2 separate regions of the Homo sapiens genome follow, and region 1 is linked to region 2. Evidence: chromatin loops called from intact Hi-C (ENCODE). Cell type or tissue: PC-9. All regions are shown on one strand. Links, peaks and the distances in the headings refer to the core of each region. The heading gives the core; the rest is flanking DNA.

What was found. Peaks named below come from ENCODE experiments on the same cell type or tissue, not always from the same donor. Only the 100,000 strongest peaks of a DNase experiment are listed, where the experiment ranks them.
Region 1: a loop joins it to region 2, with 7 times the contacts of the local background. A loop is called at or near these places in 7 of 110 quality-filtered maps.

What each region holds. Positions count from the first base shown.
Region 1 is chr6:105,313,934-105,323,428 of GRCh38, forward strand. All of the region lies in intron 10 of PREP (prolyl endopeptidase), which reads right to left. Among named protein-coding and RNA genes, the nearest start is that of PREP-AS1, 40 kb to the left of the region's middle. In PC-9, for the core only: CTCF peaks have their summits at 4,114 (motif pointing right) and 4,313; a DNase peak (open chromatin) is centred at 4,118.
Region 2 is chr6:105,419,898-105,429,392 of GRCh38, forward strand. No RefSeq gene overlaps it. Among named protein-coding and RNA genes, the nearest start is that of PREP, 22 kb to the left of the region's middle. RefSeq lists an enhancer at 4,524-4,573. In PC-9, for the core only: CTCF peaks have their summits at 4,472 (motif pointing left) and 4,677; a DNase peak (open chromatin) is centred at 4,444; H3K4me3 peaks cover 648 bases; H3K27ac peaks cover 874 bases.

The DNA.
Region 1 (9,495 bases), core at 982-8,981, 110 kb before region 2:
CACTAAGACTTAAATAAAAATCTAAGTGTGTGTCTATACAGGCACACCTCATAGATACTGTAGCTCAGGTCCAGGCCACTATAATAGAGCAAGTATCAAAAAAGAAGAAAGTCACACCCACTTCTGGTTTCCCAGTACATATAAAAGCTGTTTACACTAGTGTACAAAGCAATAGCATTATGTCTTAAAAAAAAGTACCTACCTTAATTTAAAAACACTTTATTGCTATAAAATGCTAATGATCATCTGGGTCTTCAGTGAGTTGTAATCTTTTTTCTGGTGGAGGGGTATCTTGCCTCAATGTTGATGACTGCTGATGATTGGGATGGTGGTTGCTGAAGGATGGGGTTGCTGTGGCAATTTCTTAAAACAACAATGAAGTTTGCCCACTGGTTGACTCCTCCTTTCATGAAAGACTTCTGTAACATGCAATGCTGTTTGATAGCATTTTGCTCACAGTAGAATTTCTTTCAAAACTGGTGTGAAGCCTCTCAAGCCCTGCCACTGATTTATCAACAAAGTTTATGGAATATTCTAAATTCTTTGTTGTCATTTCAACAATGTTCACAGCATCTCCAGCAGGAATAGATTCCATCTCAAGAAACCAATTTCTTTGCTCATTCACAAGAAGGCAACTCCTCATCCATTCAAATTTGGTCATTAGATTGCAGCAATTCAGTCACATCTTCAGACTCTACTTCTAATTCTAGATCTCTTGCTATTTCCACATCTGCAGTGACTTCCCCCATAGAGGTCCTGAATCCCTCAAAGTCATTCCTGAAGGGTGGAATCAACCTCTTCCAAACTCATGTTAATGTTGATATTTTGACCTCCTCCCATGAATCATAAATGTTCCTCATGGCATCTAGAATGGTGAATCCTGTCCAGAAGGGTTTCAATTTACTCTGCCCAGATCCATCCATTTGTAAGGCAACTACAGCCTTACAAATGTAGTCAAAATTACTCCTTCATCCATGGGCTGCAGAATGGATATTGTGTTAGCAGGTATAAACACAACATTCATCTCTTTGTACAGCTCCATCAGAGCTCTTGGGTGACTAGGTGCATTGTCAATGAGCAGTAAATATTTGGAAAGGAATTGTTCTAAGCAGTAGGTCTCAACAGTGTGCTTAACAGATTCAGTAAACCACTGTAAGCAGATGTGCTGTCATCCAGGCCATTTCTAGAGCACACGCAGAGTGAATTTAGCACAATTCTTTTTTTGTTTGTTTTTTCGTTTCTGTTGAAGAGACAAAGTCTTGCTCTGTCGCCCAGGCTGGAGTGCACTGGTGCAATCATGGCTCACTGAAGCCTTGAACCCCTGAGCTCAAGTGATCCTCCTGTCTCAGCCTCTTGAGAAGCTAGAACTACAGGCACATGCCACCATGCTTGGCTAATTTTTAAATTTTTTGTAGATAAATTTTGTATGGGATTGCACCACATTGCCAGGCTCATCTTGAGCTCCTGGCCCGAGAGTTCCTACTGCCTTGGTCTCCTAAAGCATTGGGATGACAGGCATGAGTCACTGTGCCCAGCTAATTTAGCACAATTCTTAAGGGCCCTAGGATTTTAAGAATGGTAAATGTGCACTAGCTTCAACTTAAAATCACCAGCTGCATTAGCCCCTAATAGAATCAACCTGTCCTTTGGAACTTTGGAACTTTGAAACTTTGGAACTTTGAAGCCAGGCAGACTTCTCTTTAGCTATGAAAGTCCTAGATGACATCTTCTTCCAACAGAAGGCTGTTCTGCCTATATTGAAAATGTTTTAGTACAGCCACCTTCATCAATTATTTTAGCTAGATCTTCAGGATAACTTGCTGCAGCTTCTACATCAGCACTTGCTGCTTCACCTTGAACTTTTATGTTGTGCAGATGGCTTCGTTCCTTAAACTTCATGAACCAACCTCTGCTAGCTCCCTAATGTTCTGCAGCTTTCTCATGTCTTTTAGTCTTCACAGAACTGAAGAAAGTTAGGGCTTTGCTATGGATTAGGCCTTGGCTTAAGGGAAGGTTGCAGCTGGTTTCATCTTCTATCCAGACCACTCAAACTTTCTCCATATCAGCAATAAGGCTGTTTTGCTTTCTTACCATTCATGTGTTCACTGGCATAGCACTTTTTATTTCTTTCAAGAACTTTTCCTTTGCATTCACAAGTTGGCTGTTTGGTGCAAGAGGCACCTATAGCTTTTGGCTTATTTTGGCTTTTGACATACCTTCCTCACTAAGCATAATAATTTCTAGCTTTTGATTTAAAGTGAGAGATGTGCATGTTTTCCTTGCATTTGAACATTTGGAGGCCACTGTAGGGTTATTATTTGGCCTAATTTTAACAGTGTTATGTCTCAGGGAATAGGGCGGTCTGACGAGAGGGAGAGAGATGAGGGTATAGCTGACGGATGGAGCAGTCAGAACACACACAGCATTTTTCAGTTAAGTTCACCACCTTCTATGAGCGCATTTGTGATGCCCCAGAACAATGACGATCGTCACATCAAAGCTCACTGTGATGTAATAATGAAAAAGCTTGAAACATTGTGAGAATTATCAAAATGTGACAGACACGAACTGAGCACATGCTGTTGGGAAAATGGTGGTAACAGACTTGTTCAACACAAGGTTGCTTCAAACCTTCAGTTTTTAAAAAACGAGGAATCTGCAAAGTACAATACAATAAAGCAAAATAAAACGAGTTATGCCTGTATGACATAAATAAACTAATGGAAAAGGCAGTAAAATCTCCATTAATATGTAACAAGGAGACTAGAAGTGAACATTAACATTCATTATAAAATATTTAGTATTTAAAACTATTTATAAAACAAGTCATTAAATAAATCATATTTACAAATCATAAAAATATAAATTTGTGGTCCCTCATTGTCTTCCCTTTTACACTGAGTATTGTTATCTAATAGGTTCTGTAAGGATCTACAAAGTAATCACAAGATACTTACATGGTGTAGAAACTATAGTTTTTAGAGGTAAGAAAGCTTAGGGATTTAGAGGCCATTTAGTCTAATTAATTTTTTTTTTTTTTTTTAGAGATAGGGTCTTGCTGGAGTGCAGTGGCACAATCATAGTTCACTGTAACCTTGAACTCCTGGGCTCAAATGATCATCCTGCCTCAGCCTCCTGAGTGGCTAGTACTACAGTTGTATACCACCGTGCCTGGCTAATTAAAAAAAAATATATATATTTTTTTGTAGAAATGGAGTCTTGCTATGTTACCCAGGCTGGTCTTGGACTTTTGGTCTCAAGTGATCTCCCTGCACCAGCCTCTCAAAGTGCTGGGATTCCAGCTATAAGGCACTGTGCCTGGCTAACATGTTTATTTAAGAGGTGAAAAAAAAATCCTGAGCTATAGCGAGAATAACTTATCTTGATAACAAAATGTGCAGGATTAGCATAGATCTGGAGTTGTAAGTTCTAGTCTTGGCTCTGTCAACTGTTAACAGTGTAACCTCTGTTAATACACTTACACTGACTGAATTTTAGTTTCCTTGTCTGTAAAATAAGAGGGCTCCATTAGATGAACTCTAATGTACGTGCAATTGGAAGGCATATAACTTGTCCTGAGGCCAGAATCATATTAGTGGAAAAACATACCACCTAGGAAAAAGCAAAGGAGGCAGCTATGAAATTAGGGACCTGATTACCTTTCTGTAGGTGGGTTCGTGCCATGCTTCCATTCCAAACACCAGGCCCAAGGATGGACTGTGTCCACATCCTGCTCAGGGACTGTGAAGGAGGGCAGTTGGGAGTTGGTCACCCCAGGCAAGATGCTGACTTAGCAGAGAATCAAACACCTGGAGAGCCATCTGGACACTAGCTTACACAGCTTCCTCACCGTGCCAGGCAATCCCTCAGAGTCCATCCTAATGCCCAAATATTCCCATACGCTTGCATCACGCTTCATGTTCTAGAAACAGTATTAAATTTCTTTCTCCAAGGGAGGAGTGCCTCCTTAACAGGTGCTTCTGTCTTTGTAGTATGTGATTTCTGCTGTCAACAATTACAGTATCTGAAAATTCTATTTTTTAGGAGCCTTCATTTTTCCAATCCTGATCCTGAGATTTAGGTACCTGGCCACCAGGTGGCATTTGGGTGCCCTGATCTCAGGGTCTACACCAAAAAGCTCTTGCCAAAGGCCTTTTTTTGCCTTGTGTGGCAGACTGCTAGTTGTCCCGCAATATCTATCTATTCCTCCTGTTTCCTTGATAAAAAGGCCCTAATTTTTAGCTAGTCACATTTTTTTTTTCTGGGAATAAAACTACATCTCAAAACCTCTTTGCAACCGAGTGTGAGTATGTTTTCACCAATAAGACATAAGCAGATAGAGGATGCAAGTCACTTCCTAACAAACATCTTTATAAGCCAGCTGACACATACCCATTCACCATATCATAGGTTATGTAGTCTCAGGTTGCTGCAGAGTAATGTCCTCTTTTAGACATGGTAGAGAATTTATGTACAGTGGAGCAGAGACTGCAGCAACTACAGACTTCAGCCACATAACTTACTTCTCTATTATAAGACAGCAAGAAAACAGACTTATCTTCCAGAGTCACACAGCTGGTATCCAGAGAAGGAGAAAGGGATACAAGTATGTACACTCTGAATATGAACACTACGCTCTCAAGCTAGAATGCCTGCATGATGGGGGAAATTCTAAAGTAAAATATGTTGCCATGAAGCGTAATATCAGAAATAACACAAATGCTCAGGCAATAAATCAGCAAGAACCGATACCAATTCAAGCAGTTTCCTAACCATATGAAAATAGAGTGACCCCTCAGAAAGTTTCTTTTTGAAAATGCTGCCCCATTCACTCTTCACTAAAACGTTCTGAAAATTTCTGACCTATACCCAATCACACGAACACGCTGCTATGGGAAGACACTGCCACTCGTTCACTAGTCAGCTCACCAAGGATGTGGATGAGTCAACACTCAAAAGCTGCATGTGTCATGAACTTGGCGCAGAAGTTAATGAGTATTGAAACACGAATTAATGTTCTGAAAATATGTTCTTTGAATGGCAAAGCCTATATGCTAGCAAGCACAAATCAGCTATCACTAAGATTAGAAAAATCTGAATTAAAGGGAAAAAAAATCCCACTCCCTCCACCCCAAGGCATGTTGGTAAAGCCAAAGATTCTTCTTACTTTAGCATTTTGGCTCGGCTGCAAAGCAAACCGCCTTAGGGATGTTACTGATGTTTCATATGTACTATAGCAGGTAATCCCCAGAAAAGCCAAATTCCTATTAAGTATAAGAGAACAACAGTAAAGATAATAAAATCAATGTTAACTACTTATAAAATCTTTATTATTTTTCCTTTGTATTAAGTTTGCTCCCCTTCTTAAAATATGAGTACTTGGATTCTCTTAATTTATACTGACTTTTATAAAATGTAGATGCTTGTTAATGGAGTTGATTCAGGGTATAGACTCAGTTAAGTGTTCTTTTCAGGTCTATAAATTTTGTCTTTCATTTTGCAAGAAGAAAAGCCAATCTCTAGCTGGCTGAACAATGATGAAACACTGAGGAATCAAAGTGTATTTTTGCTACATTAAATTCCTTTGTGACACCACATTCAACCACAGTACACTATTCCATCAACTGAGAAGTGCCCCAGGCAACCATCGCACAGGGTACTGAGAGTAGGATTATTATTTTCTTGAATTTACTGTAACAAAAAAGCAGAAGCAGTCTTTGAACAAAGGGCAGTGGTAAAATTGTTCAGGAATCTCAGTGGGGAACTGGGCATTAAAAAACACCCATTCCCTCAAAGCCCTGCCCAACTTCCATCCCTCCTGTGAAGGCTTCCTCCTTTACCCAAGCCAGGATGGCCTCTGACCACCACAGCACTGACCGAAGCCTGTGCCTTTCCCCTGACCACTGTGATAACATCCTTGGGTTCTTCAATCTTTTCACATCTGTATGTTTCAACTTTCTAGTCAGGGGCAGTGCTTATGTCTGGAATTTCTTTGTATTCAAACAGTACCTGGCGTTGCATATCATACTATGAATATTTATTGATAGGCAACATTTAACTATCATTTCCCTATTACTTCACTTTGTTTAAAATGAAACATATTGCTGACTGTAAATGTAGACAGATTTTTCAGGTAAATTCACTTACCACCAAATCTGTTTTACAAATATAATTTCTATGTTCAATATTTCAACTTCTTTTTAAAAGACAATGGCACACAAATTTTAATCAATATTACGTGGTTGTATCATTCACAATAAAAAGCAGGAAAAAGATGAATCAATTGCAGATTTGATAAACCTATCTAAAACTGAATTCTTATCTGTGTTCCAGATTGGAAGATAAACTGACAGTGTTTCTAGGATCAGATTTTCAAAACTGTATTTCTGGTACAGATCAATTTTCTACCCACAGCTATAATCAGGAATGGATGAAGGCTGTGTAGAGAGCAGCTCTGTTTTGTGTCTGTCTGTAAAATATGACACCAGATCCCTCACCTTCCCAGTCGAGATGCTCAGGGTCTTAAGGGAATATATTAACAGATCACACAAAGAGGAGCACTCTGTGGCTCATTTAGCCATGTTTCTTTGGCCCTTCTCCTTCTCCTTGGCTGGTCTATTTTATCAGCTACACCACCAGGTAGGCAGTGCCATTAAAAGAGGTTCTTGGTCATAGTGTTGACTAACCATGCACAGTAATCTGTGCTGCAGTATTCACATCAAAATGATAATATGCCTCACGGAATGAACAAAGAAATGAAACATAGCCTGGGAGATAAGATACTCTTTTCAAGTCACCTATGAGGTAAATACAAACCCCAGGGTCAAGTGGAATCAAAAGTAACATTATCCTAAAGTAATTGAAAATGAAAATAAAATGTAATAGAAGCAAAAATGTGGCTTCTATTACACACCTTTAGGATGCTTTCCATTCATCCACAAATCCCTCTCCAGAGTCTGCTTTTTACAATGGGAGGTCATTGTTGGCAACACTGCCAAGAGCCTAATCAAAATGTGAGAACATCTGTCACGCTCTCATTGCATGTCAAAGCTCTGCTGCACACATACACTTGAATCTAAACCACTGCACAACAGATTTTAAGCCATACAAGTCAATGATGTTGTGACATCATATTGTGCTTCAAAGGCACCTTTTACACAACGAAAGAATTCTATTTTAATAACAGTACTACGTGTATGAGGTATATAATCAGTAGATACAAATCTTCTATTGGCATTATACATACAGGCTATACCCTGTTTATGGGCAAAGTTGCATTTTCTAAATATGGAAATGAAGAGCAACGCATTAAGATCTGTACTATCCAGGTACTGTTTAAATATTTATCATGAGTCTTTTTATTCCTCCTATTACAGCAGTACAAATAAAAAACTGTAAGTATTTAAGAGGCTCAATGCCCGGAACTTTTGTTTGGGAAGTGGAGAGCCAGGTACAGGGAAATTCTGGGAGAGTTCCAGTGCCACAGGCACCTGGCAGCGCCGAAGCGCATGTTCTCCACGGTTTAACCTGGACATTCCAGGCTGCTATGTATGTGGCTGTTAGGTTTGTATTCCACAGAAGCACTTTCTTAGCTGCCATGTTTTATCTTTTCATTTGTAAATGAAAACAATATATATTAGGTGGTAACTAGCTTGTCATCTATAAAGAATATTACCATTATCAGAATAGGAAAAAAAAGCCATCTAATAGAGGAAACACCCCAATCATACTAAGCAGTAAGAGATATTTCCCTGGAAGAAGCGGCCTCCCTGGCAGTTGTCATTATTATAGGGGTCCTTCCCTTTCCCAGACTCCAAAGGCAATTATACACTTGGGTACTAAATGTCTGTGGGAAGTGGAAAAAAGGGGAAAACAGTATCTTTTTTTACACAGAGCTGAGCCCCCTCATAGACATGAGAAGATTAGGATCTCTCTCGTGCAACCCTACCCCGTCCTACCTAGGGCAGCTGAGAGTGTGCTCTTGAGAGCAGAGGAGAGAACACTTGCTGGGTGCTGCCTGGGTGTCCCTGACATTCCTGATAGGAGAGGCACACCTATCCTTGCTGGGGATACCCAGGCAAGGACCAGAACAAGGCCCTGAGAAAACCAAATGTCACAACTGATAGGGACACATTTTCTACAAATTAGAGGAAAAAAAAGAGCAAAGAATGCCAGACTAAAAGTGAACAGATGTTAGAAAATTGGTATAGGATGAGGGTGAATTTATGAACCATGAAAATACCAGACAGGGGCTACAGGCCCCTACAGGATCTCCCTCCAGGCAATGGCTCACCATGAAAACAAAATAAGCAGCAGCCAAATAAATAGGAAACTAAAAGTCTGTTACATTTATTTCTAACGTTGATTGAAAAAAATAGATTATATTCTATTGCCAGATCTTGAATATACCTTATCTCTTAATAATCCCACAGGAATCCTAAAAAACAGATACTATCAATCTCTACTTTACAGTTGAAAAAACTGTGGCAGAAAGGTTAAATGACTTGCCCCACGTGGATTTCAGGCCTGTCTGACAGAGCTTCTTGACCCTGTATGTCTTCTCGGCCCTGTATGTCTATCAAGAATGTTGTACTTTTAAATGCTATTTACATAGATGAAGATTCTGCAAACTTTTTCTTAAAGGCCATATATTAAATATTTCAGGCCTTCTGGGACATAGAGTTTCTGTTGCAACCACTCTAAGTGCCAAAGCAACCACAGGCAATATGTAAACAAATGGGCATGTGTTCTCCAATAAAACAGGAGGCCAGTTTGCCAACTGCTGATGTAGAACAGGGGCTGATAAATCATAGCTCTACACCAAATCCAGCCCACCACCTGTTTTAGTAAACAAAGCTTTATTCATGATCTAGATGTAGCCTATCATCTAGACCATTTCTAGACAATTGAAGGGTAATTCACCAAGCTATAATAATGCCCTAGTTTCACAGAAACATTGTGGGGAACATCCAGCGCTCTTTATTCTCATCTTCCTTCACAAACAATGTTCTGATTCCTAATCTGTGGCCTGTGTGGTCCAGCCCTCCAGGTGGGAGGGGCCTTGATAAACACCTGGTGCCCTATTGGTGACCTCTCATTGCAAAGGAACAGAGACATTCTTCGTCATCATCAATCAACCAGTGATTCAGTTTCTGGAAGACTCAGTACCCTTGGGGAGCTGAAAAAACAAAAAAGGAGATTCTTAACCTGAAAAGATGGTGGCCAAAGACGAAGCTTGTGGTGACATGACAATTAATTAATTTATTCATTCAAATGTTTTATTGAGTGTCTACTCTGTGTCATGCAGAAATGCACATGAACTTCAGACTAAAAACACTGACTCACAGCACTTAAGTCCATACTTTACATAGAGCAAATCCCCATGTTATTTACAACACCAAAAGACCTGAGCTAGAACACAAACCATATTCAAGCAAGCAGATTGACACAGACAGAAATGTTACAATAGGAGCCCCAAGAGAAAGAACTCCAGCT
Region 2 (9,495 bases), core at 436-8,435:
CACTATTTAATAAATGGTGCTGGGAAAACTGGCTAGCCATATGTAGAAAGCTGAAACTGGATCCCTTCTTTACACCTTACACAAAAATTAATTCAAGATGGATTAAAGACTTAAATATTAGACCTAAAGCCATAAAAACCCTAGAAGAAAACCTAGGCAATACCATTCAGGACATAGGCATGGGCAAGGACTTCATGTCTAAAACACCAAAAGCAATGGCCACAGAAGCCAAAATTGACAAATGTGATCTAATTAAACTAAAGAGCTTCTGCACAGCAAAAGAGACTACCATCACAGTGAACAGGCAACCTACAGAATGGGAGAAAATTTTTGCAATCTACTCATCTGACAAAGGGTTAATATCCAGAATCTGCAAAGAACTCAAACAAATTTACAAGAAAAACACAAACAACCCCATCAAAAAGTGGGTGAAGGATATGAACAGACACTTCTCAAAAGAAGACATTTATGCAGCCAACAGACACATGAAAAAATGTTCATCATCACTGGCCATCAGAGAAATGCAAATCAAAACCACAATGAGATACCATCTCATACCAGTTAGAATGGCTATCATTAAAAAGTCAGGAAACAGCTGGTGCTGGAGAGGATGTGGAGAAATAGGAACACTTTTACACTGTTGGTGGGACTGTAAACTAGTTCAACCATTGTGGAAGACAGTGTGGCAATTCCTCAAGGATCTGGAACTAGAAATACCATTTGACCCAGCGATCCCATTACTGGGTATATATCCAAAGGATTATAAATCATGCTGCTATAAAGACACATGCACACGTATGTTTATTGTGGCACTATTCACAATAGCAAAGACTTGGAACCAACCCAAATGTCCATCAATGATAGACTGGATTAAGAAAATGTGGCACATATACACCATGGAATACTATGCAGCCATAAAAAAGGATGAGTTCATGTCCTTTGTAGGGACATGGATGAAGCTGGAAAGCATCATTCTCAGCAAACTATAGCAAGGACAAAAAACCAAACACCGCATATTCTCACTCACAGGTGGGAATTGAACAATGAGAACACTTGGACAAAGGAAGGGGAACATCACACACCGGGGCTTGTCGTGGGGTTGGGGGTGGGGAGAGGGATAGCATTAGGAGATATACCTAATGTAAATAACGAGTTAATGGGTGCAGCACATCAACATGGCACATGTATACATATGTAACAAATCTGCACGTTGTGCACATGTACCCTAGAACTTAAAGTATAATTAAAAAAATAAAAGAAAAAGTACTTAATTTCACTAGGAATCAGGGAAATGCACATTTAAACCACAGTGTGGTATCATTACAGATCCACTAGATTAGAAACAATAATTCTGGGCCGGGCGTGGTGGCTACAGCTGTAATCCCAGCACTTTGGGAGGCTGAGGTGGGCAGATCAGGAGGTCAGAAGATCGAGACAATCCTGGCTAACACGGTGAACCCCGTCTCTACTAAAAATACAAAAAAGTAGCCAGGCATGGTGGCAGGCACCTGTAGTCCCAGCTACTCGGGAGGCTGAGGCAGGAGAATGGCGTGAACCCGGGAGGTGGAGTTTGCAGTGAGCGGAGATTGCACCACTGCAGTCCAGCCTCGGCAACAGAGCGAGACTCCGTCTCAAAAAAAAAAAAAAAAAAAAAAAAAAAAGATACAATAATTCCGAAAATACCAAGTATAGGGGAAGGATGTATAACAAGAGAGATTCTTCTCATGCACTTCTTGAAGGAATGTAGATTGGTAAAACCACATTGAAAAGCAGTTTTGCTTTGCCTAGTAAAGTTGAAGATTCATATATGTTACATCAGTAATCCCACTCAGGTATTTTTAAGAGAAGCTTATGGGCATGTGCACCAGGATATACATACAAGAATGTTTATGGCAGCATTTGTGCATAATAGCACCAAACTAGAAACCAAACTTATGTCCACCAATAGTAGATTGAATAAATTGTTGAGTATGTACACAATGGATTATATTATACACACTATTTTTAAATAATAACTACAGATGGTCTCCAACTTATGATGGTTTAACTTATCATTTTTTGACTTTACAATGGGTATATCTGGGTATTAAATGCATTTTTGGCTTACAATATTTTTGACTTATGACAGGTTTATCAGGAGATAACCTCATGGTAAGTTGAGGAACATCTGTATTGATATTTGCTTGACTTTAACAGAAGAAAAAGAAAAAGTAAAACTGATGGAATTGCTGAAACTTCAGATAGACTTTTCTTTAAAACTAGAGATGTTAGGCCAGGAGTGGTGGCTCATGTCTGTAATCCCAGCACTTTGGGAAGCTGAGGTGGGCAGATCACGAGGTCAAGAGATTGAGACCATCCTGGCCAACATGGTGAAAACCTGTCTCCACTAAAAATACAAAAATTAGCTGGTCGTGATGGCGCATGCCTGTAGTCCCAGCTACTTGGGAGGCTGAGGCAGGAGAATTGCTTGAACCTGGGAAGTGGAGGTTGCAGTGAGCTGAGATCGCACCACTGCAGTCCAGCCTGGCAACAGAGTGAGACTCCATCTCAAAAAAAAAAAAAAAAAAAAATCTAGAGATGTTAGTTCTCAAAAGAGCTCTTTGGAGGTAATATTATGAAAAGTAAACAGAACTGCATTTTCCTCTACTTTTTTAGGAGCATCAGTTTAATAAATAATAGTACATATAAAATCATAATGCTATAGTCTTTATGGAATGTTCTTATGTGTGTGCATGTGTGTGTTCTTACTTAAGTACAAGTTTAAACCTCAGACAGTATTTATTGATTTCTTATTTTCTGTCCACTCAGAAAGTCATGGTGGACATGGATTGTTTTAAATTCATGTTTAATTGATCTTGAATTTTCTGGCATAACCCTGGTATCAGAGATACAAGTGGTCTAAGACTACTCTGTGGGCCTGTTTTGTCAACTTATCTGTCATATAATGGAGGGGATGTTTTCTCTAGATACCCCGCTGAGCTGCTGACAATTCAAAGTTCCCTTTGGAGGTCTTGGGGACCAGAGGCTGGTCTCATTGGCCAGTTACATGTGGCAGAGGGAACGAGGGGCCCTCCTTGGAGGCAATAGGACACCCTTTAGGTTGGAGACAATACTTAAAGCCATGCTATGGGACCAAGATCCAAGAACCTGGTTAGGGTTTGAAACCTGCCAAATCTGAAAGTTCCAAAGGCAGACACCAAATTTAGGGTATGAGATCCAGAGTTTGGGGCCTGGAAAATCAAAGCTTTTGTGAATTGTGAACTGTAAAACAGAAAAGAGGGACTTGGAGAAGGTCCTGAGTAATTACTGCTCACAGAACTTAAAGCATTCACAATCTGCCATGACATGCTATTTAGGGACCAGCAAGAAAGCAAGGCACAGGTGGTTCTGCAGTAGTAAAAGCTTGAGGTGGATCACTAGTAAGCATGCTAACTGCCATGTAATGTAAGGAAATCTCCATTTTTATAGACAAAGTATTCCATAGCCTGCCAGTAGGAAAGCTCCTTTGACCCCTCACTGAGCGGTCACTCAGGTCTTCAGGATGTCTTTCTGCACACATTTCTTTCCAAGAGTTAGTGGAGTGAGGCTTCTGGGTTTATACTGGTGTCTTACAGTTGCAGTGTTTCTCAGCACTTGCCATCTACTGGCTTAAGGGACAGCAATTCTGAATGCCCCCTAGGACCTCTTTTTACAGCTTAGACTGGGCAATAAACTCAAAGAAAAAACTCACAGTAAAAATAGTTCACTTGTCCCCTTCTCTAACCCACATATGGAGACAAAACAAATTTCTCATAATATACCAACACTTTTAAAAGTGGAAGCCTAATGATTTGAATTCCAGTGGGTAAGGAAGGAAGCAATGTTTTTATGTCCTCTCCACCTTGGAACAGGGTGGGCTATTTCTCCATTTATGTGGGCTGGCAGCAGATGGGGAGGTAAGGGCTTCTCATGATCCACAGCACCACAGTGCCAGCCCCCTGTCAAGCCTATATCAAGAAGAGGTGTGCAGGAGAAAGCTGAGTGTTAGGATTTCACCTGGGCAGAAGAATCGGGGGTGCCAGTTGCAGATTCCCGAAAGAGTGACTGTGACTTGTTGTGGTCCTTTTCCTGTTCCTGGAGTCAGAAAAAAGGGACCAGCTGCTTACTGATCCATCTTCTTTGAAATGAAGTGGAGATTAATTCCTAATTGTTCCACTTCTCATACCTACACATCACAAGTGTAGGTTCACTCCTGATCATTTCTGTGTGTTTTGTATTGTACTGTATTGTATTGTACTGTATTGTAGACAGGGTCTTTCTCTGTTGCCCACGCTGGAGTGCAGTGCTGACCATTTCTTTATCTTTTCAAGGCAGCCCTGATCCCACAGATAGTCCTTCATCCCTTCTTCACTAACAGCCCCTCAGTACTGGATTCATACTCTCTTTAAGTCCCAGCCGTTTGAGGTTTCAAAGTTTGCTACACTGCCCTCTGCTGGTCTGAACTCGGATTTACCCTAAAATGGGGGGCTCCCATTGCCAAGTACTTGAAGTTCACCCTAGATAAACGGCTTCATCAATCTCTATAGCACTTGATTTCCTTTCCTTATCTGGTGAAGTTTCCTATTCATATAGAACTTAGAGATGCTTAGGCTCTTGGACAGTTTCTGCAAATGTAGCATGAGGCTCTTGGAAAGGGAGACTTCTCTGCTTAAGGTTACTCCCTGGCTCCTGGCTTAATCTTTTCAGTGACATTTAATTCTACGGCCAATATCTGATGTTTACTCTTGTTTCTAAGCCATGGATCCTTTCTTGGTCCTCGAGTACGTTAGCCAATATGTCACCCAGATCCTTAAAAAGAGTTAGGAAACCATTCCCTGAGGTACCCTAGAAGTCTGCAGTGATACCAGTTGCTTCCAGTCTATTCTGATGAATACTGTTCCTATGAAATCACTGGTGCATACCACCTACAACTGCCAAGATCACTCATCCTGTGTGTTTAACCCAGGACTGTCTGCTTCCAGTCTGCTTTAGAAATCACGTACAAATATTTTTAAAAATATTATCTACTAATAAGGCAATCTCTCATCACAGTACAGTACAAACACAAGGTGTGTTATTAAGGATTTATCTGGCACCACAAAATTTGCCATAAAACTTCAAAGTCTTAAGAATAGGATTATCTAAAAAGCTCAACATCACTGATCATTAGAGAAATGCAAATCCAAACCACAATGAGATATGATTTCATGCCAGTCAGAATGGTGATCATTAAAAAGTCAAGAAACAACAGATGCTGGTGAGGCTGCAGAGAGATAGGAACACTTTTTTCTGTTGGTGGGAGTGTAAATTAGTTCAACCATTGTGGAAGATGGTGTGGCAATTCCTGAAAGATCTAGAACCAGAAATACCATTTGACCCAGCAATCCCATTACTGGATATATACCCAAAGGAATATAAGTCATTCTATTATAAAAATACATGCATGTGTATGTTCATTGCAGCACTATTCACAATAACAAAGACATGGAATCAACCCAAATGCCCATCAATGATAGACTGGATAAAGAAAATGTGGTACATATACACCATGGAATACTGTGCAGCCATAAAAAGGAACAAGATCGTGTCCTTTGCAGGAACATTGATGGAGCTGGAAGACATTATCCTTAGCAAACTAACACAGGAACAGAAAGACCAAACACTGCATGTTCTCACTTATAAATAGGAGCTGAACAATGTGAACACATAGACACAGGGAGGGAAACAACACACACTGGGGCCTGCCTGGCAGGGTGGAGGGCATGGATGGAGGGAGAGCATCAGGAAGAATAGTTAATGCATGCTGGGCTTAATACCTAGGTGATGGGTTGATAGGTCTAGCAAATCATAAGGGCGCATGTTTACCTATGTAACAAACCTGCACATCCTGCGTGTGTACCCCAGAACCTAAAATAAAATAAAATAAAAAACGTAAAAAAAAGAATTTTCTTTGCCCTCTATTCCTTTTTTACCTTTCTTGACTTACCTCTTCAGAATCTATTCTCTTAGAACATTTGGTTTTGTGTGTTTGTGGCTGTATACCTACATACCTTTCCATCATTGCCATTAGCTTCTTTCCAACAAGCTTTCACAAGTCTAAGAATTCTTGATTAGATTTTTTTTTTATTTTGCTGGCCTACAGGATTTGACATCCCACTAAAATCTTCTATCCTTCAGATGAACACTTTAGCCCCCAATTCTAAACTTGACTGGATGTTACTCTGTTTGCCTAAAATATTTCTGATTTATTCATATCAGTTTTAAGGCACGTCCATTTCTTATATGTATTTAATTGTTTTATTTAAATTGATCTTTCTGGGTTTTTCTAATTATCACTTATAAGAAAAATCATGCTTCTTATGCATATGGAAGTACATGTTGGAAAATGGATAAAAGAGCCATTTTAAGGATAAAATGCAAATAGTGCATCAGGCCTCAAAATTTCACTTTGAGTTTTCCCTTTAATAACAAAATATGGCCAGGCATGGCCTATAATCCTAGCCTTTGGGGAGGCTGAGATGGGAGGATCACTTGGGCCCAGGAGTTCAAGACCAGCCTGGGCAACATAGGGAGACCCTGTCTCTATAAAAATTTTTAAAAAATTAGCCTAGCATGGTGGTATGTGCCTGTGGTCCCAGCTACTCAGGAGGCTGAGGTGGGAGAATCACTTGAGCCTGGGAGGTTGAGGCGCAGGTGACAGAGCAAGACCCTGTCTCAAGAACCAACTGACCAAACAAACAAAAATATAAGTCTTTCTCAAAAAAGGTAGTCACTTAACAGATATATATGGGTAACACCTATACACAGGACACTGAATTAAACATGGAATTATAAAAAGATGAACATATGTTGACTTGTGCTCAAACATGATCTCAGATTACTATATTAGGATTTCGATGGCCACTTCAGGAGCAAGTCTTTCATTTAATAAATATTTATTGAGTGCTTACCACATTCCAGGTACCATGCTAGAAGCTAGAGATTTATGGAGCCTGGATTTGGGAGGTAACTCTAATCTAGTGCAGTTGGATCTATAGGACAGGATGCTGTGGGAGCACAGATGTCATCTAACTTCGTCTTGGAGGGATAGAGAAGGGTGACCCAAGGTAGTAATGTCTAAATTGAATTTGAGAAATGAGTAAGAAGTAACGAGGTACAGATCAGAAGTAGCGGGGGTGAGCAGCTAGGTGCAGAGTTTAAGGGAGCACCCTATGGAAATGCTGAGGGCTGTGTACAAGGGATGTATGTGAAGGAGTGTGAGAGTTTGGTATGGATGGAGCCTGCATTAGTCTGTTCTCACGGTGCTAATAAAGACATACCCAAAAACTGGGTAATTTATATAGGGAAGAGGTTTAATTGACTCACAGTTCAGTATGGCTGGGGAGGCCTCAGGAAACTTACAATCATGACAGAAGGGGAAGCAAACACATTCTTCTTCTCATGGTGGCAGGAAGAAGTGCAGAGCAAAAGGGGAAAAAACCCATATAAAACCATCAGATCTTGTGAGAACTCACACACTATCACAAGAACAGCAGCATGGGGGTATGCGCCCCCATGATTTAATTATCTCCCTCTGGGTCCCTCCCACCACACATAGGGATTATGGGAACTACAATTCAAGATGAGATTTGGGAGGGGACACAGCCAAACCATATCAGAGCCTACAGAGCAATGTAGGAGTCAGGAGAGATGAAGCTGGAGAGGAAAATTGGTCAAATCATGCAAGTCTCCTATATTCATTGATGATAGGGAACTAGGAGAGATATGCACTGGCTTTATAGTAAATGGCTCCTATAGTGTGTGAGTCAGATAATGTCACAGGCATGATACAAATTATAAGCAGGGTAGGCCTTGCTGCTGCAACAAAGATCTACAAATTCAATGACTTAGAGAACAGAAAGTTTATTTCTTTCTCACTTCATAGGACTGAGTGGTTTCAAGTCAGCAGCTAGAAATGGGAAGAGGAGAAGGTGGGCTCTGCTTTTTGCAGAGACCCCGGCTGACTGCAGCTGTGCTATCTTTAACCCATTGTTTCTAGCATCACCACCCCAGGAAACTAGAAAGAGAAACGGGATTGTAAGTAAGTGGCTTTTATGGGCCAGGTCTGAAAGTAGCACGTACTGCTTCTGTCACATTCCATTAGTCAGAAACCGGTCACATGGTTACACCATATTGCAAAGTACCCTGGAAAATGGAGCCCAGTTTTGTGCTCAGGAAGAAGAGAAAATGGATTTTGGGGAATAGTGTCTGCCACAGTGCTGGAGGGAAGAGCTGGTGGGCTATGAATCAGAACCATTGCTCACTCCTTCTAAGAGCCCTTTCTCTAGTTGCCTCTGCTTATCTCGTAGTCCTGGTCTTCTTTCAATTCCATTTCCCTTATGCAAATACATACAGGGCCTCTTGGATTATTTATCTCAACCCTAGCTACTTGTCATTCCTCAACTAAGATTCATGTTTGATCAATCTCCTCTGACTCTCAGCACAACAGGCTGTTTGCTTGCCCAGCTCAGCCTGTTTTAAGGAGAGAGTCCGACCTTGCTGGTCAGTTGGGGAAGCCAGAAATGCTGGTTGGTAGGTGGCACTCAGCAAGACACTCATTCCAAAGCAACACACACGTAATGAATGCAAGGATTCAGTCACGCTCAGGAGAACACAACAACACTGGCTCCCTTGACCTATTTCCTCAAGACTAAACTTTCAAAAGAGTAACCACACCCAGGCTGACCAGGGAATTGTTAAAAACAGGGATGTCAGCATGCTCTGATCTGACTGCCAACAAAAATATTTCCTTTGTGTTGATGCTTTCTTCATACTGCACTCAGGAAGGGCAAAGAAGTTTGACCTGTCTGGGTTGGAGAGCCCGGTGAACCACTCTCCCCAGGGTTTCTCTCTGGGAGTTACAGAAAGAGGCCTGCATGTTGTTTCTTTCTAATGGGAGTTGAGGCTACCACTTTCATAACCACCGATTAGTCCTATTTGCTATTAGGAAATCTCAGGGCTCTCCATCAAAGGCCTCATTGTTTGGATGTTTTTTTTCTTTCACTTGTGTCACTCTGCTAAGGTACGCTTTCACTCAGCAGTGTCTTCTGGGTCATTTTTATAATGCTGTTAAAGAGAGGATGAAAGTGCTAGAATCAAGAGTTGGAGATACCACTCCTCACCAAGAGTTTAAAACCGACATTGAGCGGAGGTGAGGAGGGATGGGGAATTTGTTGATGAATTTGTATTTATTTGTGTATGTCCCTTGGGTTTGTTTCCTTTTTGTCCAAATCCAGACATTTAAAACTCATATGTCTACGCTCATGATTTATAGAGATCTTCACTGTCATGATAAGCAAAATAGGAAGAAAAGGAAAATAAACAAATAAAAAATAAATAAAAAGGAATTCTGAGTGTTAGGGCTTTTTATTTCTGTCTTCATGTAATATATAAGCCTCATAGAAATACAGGTAAGGACTTGATTTCCTCTAAAGCCAT